Linked DNA regions of Homo sapiens: region 2 is linked to region 1. A link is a contact called in ENCODE Hi-C data. All regions are on one chromosome and are shown on one strand. The core of a region is the stretch at or near the end of the contact, and the rest is flanking DNA. Distances in the headings are between cores, read along the strand shown.

Region 1 (4,674 bases), core at 317-2,816:
AATCTTCAAAACAAAAAATTAAGTAAGAAGAGTAGCATTACCTTACATTTCTATTATATCTTTAATGTCTGGTTAGTAGGAGGCAGCAAGAACATCATATGTGCTTCTGTGTCAGTCTTTTGTGCTATGTTGCTTTGTGAAAGTATGTGAAGAAAATTCAGCCTTACACAGATGTGATTGGAAAAGAAAGGAGTATTGTTTTATGGACTTTTAAGATAACATGGATATTCTTTGACACTACCTCAAAATGTGACAAATGGTAATTTATTAAAGGTTAGTTGCACTGTGGAATCTGAAATCATTTATGTTAAAGTTTATTGATCTGTCTTATACTTTAAATGGACCTTTTACCACATGCAAGATTTTGTGTCATCATGCTTTGTCATTTGGGAAAGTATTGGTTCACTAATTTATGCAGATCTTCCAAATATTGACTCATTTCATTATTCTGTCTAAAATCACATTTGCTAATATCATCCCTGACCTCCTCAGAAGTCTTAATTATTGGGAAGCTTTCAAGCTCATGGTGGTAGATACGAGTTTTCCAGAATTCTGACTTCTGTGTGATGAGAGCCTGTGTCTTTTTGGTTGGCTTCAGCGGGTGTGATCTTGACTGTTTTACAATATAAAAGAAAAAAGGATTTTTTGGGAGAATTTGTGAGAATAGAGTGCTGGTGCTAAGTTGTCTATATGGGTGACTTCCTAGAAGAGGTTACCGGAGCCCTCGGTGGTTGCTTTTTTGGCTAGGGTGGGGTGTATGTGTGTTGAGAAAAGTTAGGAGGGTTTTTCTGTTTGAGCACGGAGCTAGAAGGACAGTAGAAGAGCAGAGCTGAGTGTTGGGCGAGGGAGATGAAGCCCGGGACGTGCTGGGGGAGTTAGAATATGTGTGAGTCAGGATGGCTTGCAGAGTGCTGTTCCACATCCTGCCCCGTTCGATCCTTACCATGATCTTACTAGTTAGGCACAGAGGGTGTACTGTTACACTTCTTTAGTAGGTGAGGGAAATGAGACCCAGAAATGGCAGTGGAATTGTCTAGAGTCATCTGGTTAGTTAGGGGTGGAATGGGTACCTGTCCTGAGCCTCTGCTTCCTAACTTATGCTGGTTTGTTTGCAACTGCACTAGGCTTGCTTTATTGGTGAGAAGCTGAGACAGAGGTTTCTCATGGCCAGAGTCAAGGGAGACATTGGTGGAGTTGATGCACCAATGCATTTTTGGATGAAGGTTGAAAGGAGTATGCAGGGTCTTTTACTTTGGGAAATGCTGTTGCCACTGTACAGAGGTGGGATGGACCCACACAAAGTTTGGTTCACGTGTCAGCCTGATGAGACCTCACGATGTACCAAGAGAGTAAGAAAAGGTGAATTATTCACATAGTAAAGCTTTTGGGGGAGAGCAGGCAGGCTCTCGGGTCCAAAAGTGTCTTGAGAGAGCAGGGAAAGGAGACTGGCTTGGCTTTTACATGATTAGGGGTTGGGGCTGGTCGAAGGCTTCCTTCCCTGCCCCCCTGGACCTGGATGGTTTGAACTTCCTGCAAGTGCCAAAGGAGGGGGCCCCAGGCTTTCTTATCAGCTTGCCCAGATGGGGGCAGAAGGGGAAGGTGGGGAGCGGTGGGGCCTGAAAACAGCAGTCAGATGTCAGAAATGGAGCCAGACTCTGTATTACAGGAAATGACATCTTTTCTCAAGGGATCTAGCAAGTAGCAATTTGATTCTAAATTCAAGACTTAGAACCAGCGAGGGAAGTGATTGAGTGAGCTACTGGCAGAACTTGTTGACTTAGCTGAAGTCTGCATGATCACAGCTCTGCATATCCTGGAACTCCACATTTCCTCCTGGTGACGAAGTGATGTGTTTCAGCTGATTTAGAATGTTGGCCTATTGAGAACAAAGCGAAGCTTGTGGGAAAAGAAGATAATGTGGTGCAGGAAGGCCCTGAATGCAGGGATGTTGCTTTCTTTTACTGAGAATTCTCTCGTGCTTGCCTTTGCCTTTATCCACCCCCTACCCCTTCTTTCCTTTTACCCTGAGAGTTGTTGGGAGGAAACTTAGCTGGGCCAACAGATGATGGAGCCGTCTATTGGAGGCTTTGAAATCCCACTTTACCACACAAGGAGGAGAAACATAGCTGTCATCTCCAGGAATTTTAGTACTCATCAGTCCCAGGCTGTCATATGAAGCATTCCACTCAGCGCAGTAAAAAAATGTGAACTAGTCAACAGTTTGTATGGGAGGACTACTTTGTGTTTCGAACGTTTGGACTTGGAACACTGTCCCAGATATTGGTTAGGTTACACTTGGAAGATGTTGTTTTGGAAGCGAGTAGGACTTGAACTCCAACAGATACTGGGTTAAGGAGGCTGCCAGGTACCAGTCTTAGATCCTCGAGGGCTTGGATCTGGAAGTGCTGCTCCCATTTTGGTTTGTATTTTGTAATGAATGCTTGGAGTCAGCTCAGGGTCCAATCATTGAAGCATTTATGTGTGAAACATTGATTATGCAGTGATTACTTGAGGAGGTGACTGGTGGTCACAGCTTATTTCTCTAATGTCTTTCCCTTTCTCTCCCACTCCTGATTTCCACCTGGGAATCCTATCCTTCCAGTGTGGAATGTATCAGAGAGTTTTAAAGCCCAAAGAGACCTTGGAGGTGATTATTTCTCTTACGTGTTGTATTTAAGGAACCTGATAATAACTAACTTCAAACATTTATTTCAGAAAGTTTCAAAACTATACAGAATTAAAGATAATAGTACGATGAGTCTCTATATTTCACCCAGATTTAGTAATTTTAAGATATTGCCCAGGTACAACTATCACATATAGAGCACTTCACATGCTTTACTTTTATCACCTCCCAATAGCCTTTTGGGGTTAGATACAAATATATTTCCTCTCTTGAAGATGAGAAAACTGACAGGCCCAGAGAGATTAAGAACCTTGCCTGGGGTCTCCCAGTCCGCAGCCAGCCGCCTGTGACTTCACCCTCTCTGCTGCACTGCCTGGAGAAGTTTTAAAGTTTGCCTGACATACACGGTCAGCTGAGGTCAGGCTAGAAGTGGAACCAAGAGATCTCACTCCTTCGTTGTTTCTTTTATTGTGATTTTCTGTGGCTTTTCTCTTTCCTTTATTCTTTTGATTCTTTTGCAACTGACTTTCTGGGCTTGAAGCGTCCGAGTACCATTTTAACTCTGATAGGCAGACAGCGGCATCCCAAGGCTGGGGTGGTGGGAGTGGTCTGCTCCAGTGCTGGTGATGAGGGGTGCATTGTCTGTGGAGGATTTAATAACAGTAATAAAAGCATCCAGAAGTCTGCCTGTAAAGTCTAAATGTCTAGAATTTTGCCTGCAGTTCTAAACAATGTCGGTGATATTCTTTCCCCCAAAATCTTTTGTTGGTGTTCTAAATAATTGCTTTATTGAGTTTTAATAATAGATACGTAAGCTTCAAGTGAGTACTTCTTGAGTACTTAGCCTTTAATAGATACTGTAGGCCGAGCGCCATGGCTCATGCCTGTAATCCCAGCACTTTGGGAGGCCGAGGCGGGTGGATCACCTGAGGTCAGGAATTTGAGACCAGCCGGGCCAACATGGTGAAACCCCGTCTCTACTAAAAATACAAAAAATTATCTGGATGTGGTGGCACGTGCCTGTAATCCCAGCTACTGGAGGGGGTGGGCTGGGACAGGAGAATTGCTTGAACCCGGGAGGTGGAGGTTGCGGTGAGCTGAGATTGTGCCATTGCACTCCAGCCTGGGTGACAGAGTGAGACTCCGTCTCAAAAAAAAAAAAAAAAAGAAATACTGTATGCAACATGGAGGTTAAATCTGACACTCCTGGTGTCAGATTAGCCCTAAACACATGGGGATTCAGCTGCTTGCATTCATTTCCAGAGTAACTTCTTAAGACTTTAGAATTGTTCAGAAAGCTTGCTTAGGACAGTCTTGTGTATTTAACTCTGTAGTATTACGTATATCTGTTTTTAAACAGTAGATTTGAAATAAATGATAGTGTTACTGATGACTATAATTGTCACTCTGTTTGATCACTTGGAGTTTTTGTCCAAGAGTCCTTAAAAATTACAACAGTGAAACAGAATGCAAACCATGAGGTGTAATATTTTTGCTTGGTAAGTGCAAAAATAATATCTGTAAAATTAAAACTTATCACATTTAAGACAGTTGTTTTAAAACTAAAGAACAAATCAAGAAAATAATAGTTACTGATTTTTACATAACTATTACTGAAAATAATTTTTTTCATACATGGAGGGTGTGTTAAAAAATATTCCTTCCTGGGTGTCTAATGTGTTAGATATGCCGTTGTAGGCGAAGGCTTTTTCTGTGATTCGTTTTTAAGTGAGGAGATTGAGAATCTTTCATATGTGCAACTGGAACCGTTAGGATAGGAAGAAAGTTACACAGGGCATTACTTGTACTGAAGGATTACTCTGTGTCTGAAATTGCTGGCACTTGGTACAGCTTTGTCTCACTTTGATATTTGTCAAGCTTCAGGCCTGTCTGCAGTGCTGACAGACTGTGTGTGCGACAGAGGCAAGAGCTCCTGCCGGCTCCTTTGCTTGGAGCATGCAAAGGGGGCTTGATGCCTTCTCTTGGGAGGGGGCCGTGGCGCCTTTGCAGTGGTAAGACCTCAGCCAGAACCCTGGCTTCTTGACTCT
Region 2 (5,011 bases), core at 1,205-3,704, 190 kb after region 1:
AAGTGACTTGTCCAAGCATTGCATGGCACAGAAGGTCACAGAGAAAGAACTTCAGTTCCTCTGTAGATACCTGGTTTCTGGTGGTGTTTTGTTTTTAAATTGTAGTAAAATGTATGTAGCATGAAATTTATGATTGTAGCCATTTTTAAGTATACATTTCTGTAGCACTAAGTACATTTACATTGTTGTGCAACCATTACCACCATCCATCTCTAGAACCCTTCATTTTCGCAAACTGAAACTCTCCCCCTGTTAAACACTAACTTGCCATTCCTCCTTCCTCCAGCTCCTGGTGATCACTGTCCTACTTTTTGTCTCTGTGAACTTCACTACTTTCAGGACCTCACACAAGTGGGATCATACAGTCTGTGTCCTTCTGTGTCCAGCATATTTCACTTGCCAATAATGTCCTCAGGGTTGATCCATGTTGTAGTGTGTCTGAATTTCCTTTCTTTTTAGGGCTGTATAATACTTCACTGGGGGTCTGTGTCCCATTTTGTTTATCCACTCATCCACCCATGGACACTTGGGTTACCTCCACATTGGGCTAGTAAGTGGAGGCTGTAAGTGTGGCTATGCAGATACCTTTTCAAGACTTTGTTTCTCCTTCTTTTGGGAAGTGACCCTAGTTTCTAGAAAAGTAGGCAGCATATTAGATGATTAAAACAGCTCTTTTTAACATCATTTTAGAGTTCTATTTTCAAGTTGCTGAATTGTACCAAATTGGGTTTTTATACAGTGTTGATCTAGTGTGACAAATATTTCTGAAATGTGGTTTTTGTTGGTCGACTTGAATATATTTCTTACAACGTTTTACACCAAAACTGTTTCTTCATAGTTATCTAAATGCAGATAGTAAATCCATCAGGCCCATTCTTGGCATCACGTTAGTTTTCTGATAATTTATCACATAGCAAGCTGTCAGTGTCCCTGTAAAAGATGTGCTGCTGCAGTTTGGAAATTCAAGTTTTGGAAATTATTTTTATTTTCTAAATCTTTAGAAAAAAATTCATTTTTTGAAAATACAACAGCTCTAAAATCTATTTTCCCAAAGCTTAACCAGAAACTCAAGCTTGGAGAAGGTTGTTCTGTTTTCCAGGGAACCCTGGGAAAATACCGCCTTGTTCAAAAGCAGCTTCCTCTTGACTTTGCTCGTAGTGTCTGCCTCCATCTGGAACCATGGTGTCTGTATATCATTTTGGGCAGGATTATCAGGCTGTTCTCTTAGACTTTTCTTCTTACTATTGGGAGAATACGCTTTGCAGTGACGCCTGTTGACCACCAGACGGCGGTGTGTCCATGGCAGCTCCCAGGTTCACTTGGGATTTGCTCCTTTGACGTTTGACAGTTCTGGCCTTAGCAGGGCCTCTGACGCTTTCGTTTTGTTGAAGTCTTACCTGGATTCCAGTATTTCACAGGATGATCTCTTATTAAATCTCATTTAAATGAAGCATAAATAAAAGTTGTTTTAAGTAAAAATTATCCCAAATCAAAGTAAATTATTATTTATTTATTTATTTTTGGGACAGAGTTTCGCTCTCGTTGCCCAGGCTGGAGTGCAGTGGGGCAATCTCGGCTCACTGCAACTTCCGCCTCCTGGGTTCAAGTGATTCTCCTGCCTCACCCTCCTGAGTAGCTGGGATATTAGAGGTGCCCACCACCATGCCTGACTAATTTTTTTTTTTTTTTTTTGAGACAGAGTTTCGCTCTTGTAGTCCAGGCTGGAGTGCAATGGCGCAATCTTGGCTCGCTTCAACCTCCACCTCCCGGGTTCAAGTGATTCCCCTGCCTCAGCCTCCTGAGTAGCTTGAATTATAGGCATGTGCCACCATGCCCGGCTAATTTTCTTTGTATTTTTAGTAGAGACGAGGTTTCACCCTGTTGGCCAGGCTGGTCTCAAACTCCTAAACTCAGGTGATCCACCCGCCTCAGCCTCCCAAAGTGCTGAGATTACAGGTGTGAGTGACCACACCCAGCCTAAATTCTTAAAACTATGAAATTTAGTACAGTAAATACATTTGGAGCTTGTTATCACTCTTTTCACGAGGCTGTGTGGAAACAAGCAGTGACGCTCTTCATCTGATGAAGAGACCGGAATGGGCCTTCCTCGGGCCTCCTTCCTTGCCGCCTGCCCACAGGTCCCAGTGCTCCTTTCCCCAGCAGCTTCATGTCTCCCCAGAGCCACTGGCCTTGCTCAGCCCCAGCCTCCCCACCCGCCTCCTTACTGTTCTTGTCCTTTGTCACAGCAACTTGAGCTGGTGTGGAGCCCTCCTCAGTCCTTCATAGCTGAGTGCTATGAGTCACCGGGAACAGCCATAGGGGTCTCGGGACATCACTCAGGACAGGATGGTGCCTGCATGTGAGGCTCAGACCCAGACCCTCAGCGTTCAGCAGAGTTGGCAGGACATGACTTAGAATGCCGAGGCTGGGATCAGGGTCAGGAGGGTGAGGCCCTGCACTAGGGCCCTGGCTTCACTCACAGGAAATGGTGACTGTGTGTTTTGGCTGCCTGCAGCAGGTTGGAGGGGACCCACTCTGCCTGAAACACCCCCTCCTCAGCCCTGGTTCCTCTCCGCCAGAGCTCCATGCTTCCCTCACCTCAGTTCAGCTCTCACTGCTGTGGGAAGCCTTCTGAGATCATGTGCTGGGGGCCAGGCATGCAAAAGCAGATGTTGCACTTCCTGACTATGAGGAGAACAGCCCAAGAGGCTGAGTTCAGCAGCCACATGCTGCATAGTGTGGGCAAGGACAGGAGGTTTCCTGGAGGGTGTGCAGTGGGTGGGCACCCTGTGGGTGGGCACCCCTGGGGGCTTCCTGGGGAGAACGTGCTGAATCTGAGTGCATGACCCAGGACCAGTGCTCCACAGATAGTTCCCTCACTGAGAAGGTTCCCCCCACCCAGAGGAACTATCTAGAAATAAACCTAATTTGAAAGATAGCTGACATGAGAAGTTCTTAAAGTAGAAGTTTTTGAATTTCTCCCAGCATTCCATCAACATGTAGATGGGTTGGCAGGGTGGATCTTAGCACCTCCTCTCCCAACCTACCTTTTTAGTTGAGTGGTTCTCAGAGTGTGGGCCCGGGGCAAGAGCCTCAGCCTCACCATCATCTGGGAGTTCCTTAGAAATGCACATTCTCAGGCCCCACTGCAGACCTACTGATCCCCACAGTGTGAAGGTGGAGCCCCCTGTCTGTTCTAACAAGCCCACCAGGTGATGGGGTGCGTGCTCAAGTGTGGAAACTACTGCTTCCATTCTTCCCGGCTTGTGAGTTCTCTTTTTAAGAGACTGAGGCAGAGACTGGACACCCTCCCCCCATAATCCCTGCCTTTTGCCTAAGAAAGCCCCTACACAGTTCCTCCCTTCTTTTCTCCCTGGAGGTAGGGAGGGGCCACCGAGGAAGCCAATGTCCTCTAGGTCTGCAGAGGCTGAGTGTTTTCCTCTGGGCCCCTGCGGAAGGGCCCTCACTGGACTCCACGTGGCAGCTCTTGGCTGCTGCATCCACCCTTTGTTAGCAGCCTGTCCTCACGGAGACCTGCAGCCAGAGCCTGCTGTGTGTGTGTTAGATCTCAGTGAAGTGATTCGCCCTGAAACGCTTCCTGGTGATGATCCCAGTTAACCAGTCCTCATCCTTCTGGGCACCAGATCAAGTGGATTTGGCTTTTAATCCCAATATGGTGGTCTAACCAGACATTTACTTAGATCACTGGTCTTCCTGGAGGATGCAGTTTTCTGGAGTCTGGTCTCCAGCAACTTGCCTTGGCAGGCCACGTGGCCTGGTGTGGCAGCTAAGCATAGGCTATTTTTGTCTTTGCTTTGCAGGAACGAGCTAGAGCGACAGTTTCTTGAATTGCTGCAGTTCAACATCAATGTTCCTTCCAGTGTCTATGCCAAGTATTATTTTGATCTTCGTTCTCTGGCAGAAGCGAACAACCTGAGCTTTCCCTTGGAGCCCCTGAGCAGGGAGAGGGCTCACAAGCTTGAGGTAAGATGGTTTAAAACAGCGTTTTGTGGTGCAGTGTTGCCAATACATCATCTGAGTACCAGAGATGCATGTGGTCACATTGATCATTTCCCCCACTACATGATGTAAAATAAAGATGAGCTACTAGGATATATAGCTGGGCAGTTGATTATGATTTGTTCTGCTTCTTTTTTCTTTGAGACGGAGTCTCGCTCTGTCACCCAGCCTGGAGTACAGTGGTGCGATCTTGGCCCATTGCAGTCTCTGCCTCCCGAGTTAAAGCAATTCTGCTTCAGCCTCTCAAGTAGCTGGGATTACAGGTGCCTGCCACCACACCCGGTTGATTTTTTGTATTTTTAGTAGAGATGGGGTTTCACAATGTTGGCCAGGCTGGTCTCAAACTCCTGACCTCAGGTGATCTGCCTGCCTTGGCCTCCCAAAGTGCTGGGATTACAGACGTGAGCCGCTGTGCCTGGCCAGCCACTTCATATTTTTAATAACCAGTTTAATATCACTTTATACTTAATAAGCAAAGGTTTTTTGTTTTTTTGGGTTTTTTTGAGATGGAGTCTTGCTGTGTTACCCAGGCTGGAGTGCAGTGGCACGATCTCAGCTCATCACAACTCCGCCCCCTGGGTTCAAGTGATTCTTCTGCCTCAGCCTCCCTAGTAGCTGGGACTACAGGTGTGCACCACCACGCCCAGCTAATTTTTTTTTGTATTTTTAGTAGAGATGGATGGGGTTTCATTATGTTGGCCAGGCTGGTCTAGAACTCCTGACCTTGTGATCTGCCCACCTTGGCCTCCTAAAGTGCTGGTATTACAGGCATGAGCCACCACAATTCTATTTTGAAATCAAATATTTTTTAAAACCCTTACCTTTACGGACAGGTTTAAGAAAATTATGTCCCCCCAAAAAGCATTTCCCGCAATATAAGCCCCTCAAAAAGATACTTCTCAGCATGCGCTTTCATAGGAAAAAGCTGCCAAATGATATTAACAATTGGGAATCCAAAAAGATTTGATTCTGCTTTTTATTTTTTTTCCAA

What was found. A loop is a pair of places that touch in the nucleus more often than their neighbours do. Pooled maps may share reads with other maps.
Region 2: a loop to region 1 is called in a map of B cell, with 13 times the contacts of the local background. The contact joins two enhancer-like sites. A Hi-C loop is called at or near these places in 10 of 168 maps with a recorded cell type or tissue (B cell, CD8-positive, alpha-beta T cell, DLD1 and 7 more), 27 of 37 single-sample maps with no recorded cell type and 19 of 50 pooled maps.

What each region holds. Positions count from the first base shown.
Region 1 is chr10:35,377,790-35,382,463 of GRCh38, forward strand. All of the region lies in intron 1 of CCNY (cyclin Y), which reads left to right. Among named protein-coding and RNA genes, the nearest start is that of CCNY, 44 kb to the left of the region's middle. RefSeq lists a silencer at 1,612-1,906. Within about 2 kb of position 1,567, at least 18 of the 41 ENCODE cell types and tissues checked have a DNase peak (open chromatin) inside an H3K27ac peak, as active enhancers do; they include B cell, OCI-LY7, heart left ventricle and 1 more, where a contact is called at or near this core.
Region 2 is chr10:35,562,202-35,567,212 of GRCh38, forward strand. It overlaps CCNY (cyclin Y), which reads left to right. Exons shown (of 10, transcript NM_145012.6): 9 at 3,822-3,984. Among named protein-coding and RNA genes, the nearest start is that of GJD4, 41 kb to the right of the region's middle. RefSeq lists enhancers at 2,221-2,330, 2,391-2,500, 2,771-2,850. Within about 2 kb of position 2,455, at least 10 of the 41 ENCODE cell types and tissues checked have a DNase peak (open chromatin) inside an H3K27ac peak, as active enhancers do; they include B cell, OCI-LY7, heart left ventricle and 1 more, where a contact is called at or near this core.